Linked DNA regions of Homo sapiens: region 2 is linked to region 1. A link is a contact called in ENCODE Hi-C data. All regions are on one chromosome and are shown on one strand. Each heading gives the region's core, a stretch centred on a gene start or an enhancer-like site at or near the end of the contact. The rest is flanking DNA. Distances are from core to core; before and after follow the strand shown. Region 1 holds the start of CHMP2B (charged multivesicular body protein 2B). Region 2 holds the start of ARL13B (ARF like GTPase 13B).

Region 1 (2,524 bases), core at 8-2,507:
ACAAAGGAATGAAGGAGTTACGTCCAGGTCTGGACTGAGCACCCTATTTGTACCAATCACTGTCTAGCTACCACTGCTCCTTTTGTGGCAGAATTAGACCCTTACAAAGAAGTGATTCTTTGGTTGAACCAGCAACAACCTAGACTAAACATATAATGGGGAACACAATTTTTAAATAACTTGAATGAATTTAATTCCTGGTAGCAATCAATGAAAACATCAAGTGTTATATAAACACATTATAGGCATCGCATATGAGCACCATAAAACTTGTACATTCCTTTACATTCACTTTTTTCCCCGCTTAAGATGATATTAAGCTAAATGCGGGAAACAACACAATTATCTTTACATGTTAAACTTCTATGAAGACAATATATACCCCATCTCTTTCTTTAGTTGGCAAAAAATAATCATAAGGGAGAAAAATCCATTATGAAAACTAAATCTGGGCACTTCCCTTGGGTTTATTTTTCTACTGGGGTTAATCAAAAAAGCATTTGTTTCACATCTCTTTACTGATGGGGTGTTCTTAAAGAAGCAACTGACCCAGACCCAACTTCATTTCCTAACTGGAGCCTGTTATCCCCTCCCTCCCCATTCCGAGACTGCCAGTTTCCTGTATGGATGCCTACAAGTAGTATATCGCCCAACTGAAGAGCAACAATCGAAGCAGAGGAAACCAACAAGAAATCCATCAGATTTCCAAGTTTATTGACACTCAAGGGCCAGCTAGCCTCCTCGAAACGCTCAGGATCCTGCTGAGGAAAACCCGAGGGTGGGGGAATCGTGAGGATAGGGAAGCAACCAGACTGCCTAGGTGAGCCTAAGGTGAGGTGAGTCAGAAGCAAGAGGGAGGCAGAGAAGTGGTGCCGCGAGGGCGGTCACCTGTGGGACCACTTGATCCAGCCCCGCCTCCAGGGACAGTAGGCAGAATCGCGGCCAGCAGGCCTCGAAAGACGCCGAGAAAACGCAGAGCTGGGCCCCTTCAGCCCGGCCTGGAACTCACCATCCACGGTTTTCTTCTTGAAGAGGGACGCCATGGTTAAAGACTGCGCCCGGGCGGCCCGGCTCGGCCCGGTCCGGCCCAACGCTGGCAAAGGACAGGAGGAAAAGGACAGGACCTTGGCGGGTTCGGGGTGGCGGAGCGGAGAGACAGCAGGAGGAGGTCGGGGTCGCCAGGCAGGACCCGCGGAAGGCTTGTATCCGCAGCTACCGCAGCCGCGTCACCCGGAGCTCAGGTGACCGGGAACTAACACACTTTTTGGAGAAGTCACTTCTAGGCGGCGCCTGCGCGTTGTGTGGCGCCTGCGCACTACGGAGTTTGAAGCCGCGGCCGCTTTCCTCACGTCTGCGGCTGCCAGTTCCTCCTGCACCGGGAGTTGGCAGCGGGGCGAGTCTGGAGCTGGCGGGGATAGGAGAGCGTGGGGCCACGGCTTCTGTGCGCGGGTTGGGTGATGATTGAGGACAGTGATCAGCCTTGCTTAGCGCTTCACCCCTTGCCCCGGGGAAAGCTGGATGAGGGATCTCCGGGCTCCTAGACTAAGTGTGGGTTGTCCCGGAACCGCCTGTACCCACTCCGAGTTGATTTATTACGGTCCCATTGCTGTTAGTATTTTTGTTGTTGTTGTTGTTGTTGTTTGTTTGTTTTTACTCGAGTAATCCAGGAACTGGCGGAAACGTTGAGTTCCGTACCCGGTGATTGTTGGCCCCTGGAGTTCGCGGTCCTTTCGGCACTGACTGACTCGGCGACCTCCCCCGCACCGCGCAGACCCCTGCAGGACCCTAGCCGCTCACCTGCCGCCCCCGGCTCCAGACTCCGACGACCCAGCGTGGGTCTCCGGGGATCCAGTGTCTAGAGTTGGGGGGGTCTCGAGGACGAAGGGAAGTTTTTTAATGCTACACTTTTTGTTTAAGGTTCTTGCCTGGAAACATTAAAACACACACACACACACACACACACACACACACACACAAATTTGTAGGCTGGTCTAAATGTCTCCAGCTCTATTTCTTAATTTCTTGTAAATCATGAATCATAAAGTGTCATGGCTATACGGTGATCCTATTAGAATTCCTCACAGCCGTTTATTTGGGCTTTTTGTGAAAAACTGCATATCATGTTAAAGAAAAAATGTAATGAATTATTTAAAGAATCCTTGCATGTATAAAATGGAAAATACAACCTATGCGTGCGTACCTGTATATAGTCTCTACTGTTTAAAGCAACACTGCCTTCCACAGGATAAAAATAATGGTAGCATTTTTTTTTTCATAAATATTATCTCTGATATGGAAGAAATCCAGAAGTGGCTAATAATATTGACACTATAACAATAATGTCAATATTATTAGCCACTTCTGGATTTATGAATCATGTCTCAAGGATTATTATTTATGATAATCAGGCCAGCCTTTCCCATTTTTCCCCTCCTGAGATATCCAAGCCCTCATAGCCACTGATAATGCTGCTGCTGCTGCTAAAAGTTAGCTGAGAGTCTGTTCAAGAAAACTTTCTTAAGAA
Region 2 (2,524 bases), core at 13-2,512, 6.8 Mb before region 1:
ATTCTCATGGCAAATATACTTAAAATGTTAACAATTTAAAAAAAAAAACAACTTTGCTTTATCTTACCCTTGGCCCAATTCCAGACTAGAACTATGTGAAGTCAACATTATTTGTGTAACAAACACAAGATCTCTTTATAGGTTAGGCCTCAGTTTCAAAAGCATCAATTTCACTGATTATTTCCTAAGACAGTGCCTGGCACAAGGTATTGTCTTAATAAATATTTTTTGAATGAATGAATATCAAGTAACAGGTACTAATTATTAATACTTCCAGCATTTCAAAATGAAATGTTAAAAAGTGGACCCTTTCAATTAAAAGGTTTTACTAGAGACCGTATAAAAATTGGAAGCTACATTACAGTTAAGAAAACACTATCACTTGTTCTCATTGAATACAATATTTCTAAAGCAGAGTATTATCACTCTCATTTAATATTTAAGAAAGGTGGGGCCAAAATGGTTGAGTCATGTAATTATTAAGTAGTGGAGCCAGATTTCAAGCCCACGTCCTCAAATACAACTGTGTGGAGGTGTGACTTGGAATGGAATGTGCGGATATTATGAAAACTATATTCCATGTCCCCCTCTTTTTAAAAGAATTTCCATTACAAAAGCTTCAGAGGAAAAACACACAATGGATAGTTTTCAATTCCACACACACACACACACACACACACACACACACACTTTTTAACAAATTCAAACCTATTTAAAATATAACAACGGTAAGCATTGTCAATCGCAACAGAAAGTCGACCAGACAACAAGGCTACATCCTCCAATCTCTCCCTCCCGGGACACCCTGGGAATGAAAGCATCCCTTGCGGCCTGGGATAGACTCGTCCAGGCGCGGGGAAAAGGCGGCGCCTCGCCCCTGGGGCGCAGCCATCTCCAACCCCTAGGACGGCCAGGACAGCTGGCTCCAGCCTACCTGACAGGCTCCCGCCACCGCTTGAACCAGCCGCAGCAACTGGCCATCAGACTGAACATCCCGGGTCGCTCCTCCCACCACTTCCCATCCGAGCCCGGAGCGGACACCGGCACCCCGCTCTTCCCCGGGGGCCTCCGGCACTCCGAGACGCCCCTAAAGTGGATAAGTCGGGAGGAAAAGCCGGGAGGGAAGTGAAGGCGGCCGGCCCGAGCACTAAGCCTTGCTAACCGCGTGGGTCCGCGACGACTGCCCTCTTAGCCAAGGAACAACCTGACCAAAGACGCAGATACACCGTAGCCGAGTTAGCGGGACCCGGCTAAAGAAAAGCCCCGCGTCGACGTGCTGACGTTACTTCGAGGCGCGGAAGGCGTTCCCCAGGCAACGCCCGTACTGCGCTCGCCCAATCATCGGTTGAGGTCCTGAGGTAGAGGCCTCTGAGTGGCTGAAGAGTCCTGGCTACCCGCCCCTGCGCGAGACTAGGAAAAGAGAAAGGGGAGTACTCTATAAGAAGGAGGCGGAGCTCGAGGTAGCTCGTTCTCGTAACTAGGCAACCGGAGCGTCCGGAGATAAGCTGGAGGATCCGGGACAAATCTCCAGCAAGGCCTATCTTTATACCTACATAAAATGTGTTGCCAATCCACGGTGCTGTTCCTTTCCTTTCTCCAGTGTCCCCAACTGAGATTCAGAGATCTCAGGTCTTGTGCATGGGTTTTTCTTTTTCTTTCTTTCTTTTTTCTTGTTTTTTGTTTGTTTGTTTTTTGCTCAGGGATGGGGACCCTCTAGAATTCTGGCCGACTTAGGCAGCATGACTACAGGAACAATACACTGGGGCAATTCTTGTAAGTTAAAGACAAGGGGGAAATTCGCTTGCTAAATTTTCTCAGTAGTTCAGATGAGAGTGAAGCCTTAATCTCTAAAACGTTTATTACTGTTACATATGTGAAACGGAATTGTATGATATTTGTTGTAGGGGGGATTGTGATTACAAAAGAAAAATGCATTTCTTGTAGAAAATGTGAAAAATACTAAAAAGAAACAAGATGAAGAAAATGAGATCTCACAGGAGCTCTCAAAGATAACCATTTGGGGCCGGGCGCGGTGGCTCACGCCTGTAATCCCAGCACTTTGTGAGGCCGAGGCGGGCGGATCACGAGGCCAGGTGATCTAGACCATCCTGGCTAACATGGTGAAACCCCGTCTCTAGTAAAAATACAAAAAAAAAAAAACAAAAAAAAACAAAAACGGGTGTGGTGGCACGCGCCTGTAGTCCCAGCTACGCTGGAGACTGAGGCAGGGGAATTGCTTGAACCCGGGAGGCGGAGGTTGCAGTGAGCCGAGATCGCGCCACTGCACTCCAGTCTGGGCAACAGAGCAAGACTCCGTCTCAAAAATAAATAAATAACCATTTTGATGTATGTTTGTTTCAGGATTTTTAGGTACATAAATTGCTGGCTATTTGGTATCTGCAAGATGAAGATTGTTATCTCTTGACTGTTTTGTAATAGTTTATTTTTTAAAGAGGTATGTAATATTTGCATTTCTTTTATATACTTTGGAGAAAAAGAAATGACAAGGACATTCCTGTAGGGA

Evidence for each region. Hi-C counts contacts between places; a loop is a spot of excess contacts on that map. Pooled maps may share reads with other maps.
Region 2: a map of CD8-positive, alpha-beta T cell shows a loop between it and region 1 (18-fold over the local background). The contact joins the promoter of ARL13B here to the promoter of CHMP2B in region 1. A Hi-C loop is called at or near these places in 3 of 168 maps with a recorded cell type or tissue (B cell, CD8-positive, alpha-beta T cell and naive thymus-derived CD4-positive, alpha-beta T cell) and 6 of 50 pooled maps.

What each region holds. Positions count from the first base shown.
Region 1 is chr3:87,226,042-87,228,565 of GRCh38, reverse strand. CHMP2B (charged multivesicular body protein 2B) reads right to left here and starts at 1,257. Exons shown (of 6, transcript NM_014043.4): 1 at 1,010-1,257. The coding sequence starts at 1,043. MIR4795 (microRNA 4795) reads left to right here and starts at 2,289; the gene lies at 2,289-2,377. RefSeq lists enhancers at 1,046-1,165, 1,236-1,305, 1,356-1,405, 1,496-1,555, 1,666-1,805.
Region 2 is chr3:93,978,893-93,981,416 of GRCh38, reverse strand. It overlaps ARL13B (ARF like GTPase 13B), which reads right to left and starts at 1,262. Exons shown (of 10, transcript NM_001174150.2): 1 at 935-1,262. The coding sequence starts at 993. RefSeq lists enhancers at 1,095-1,224, 1,495-1,654.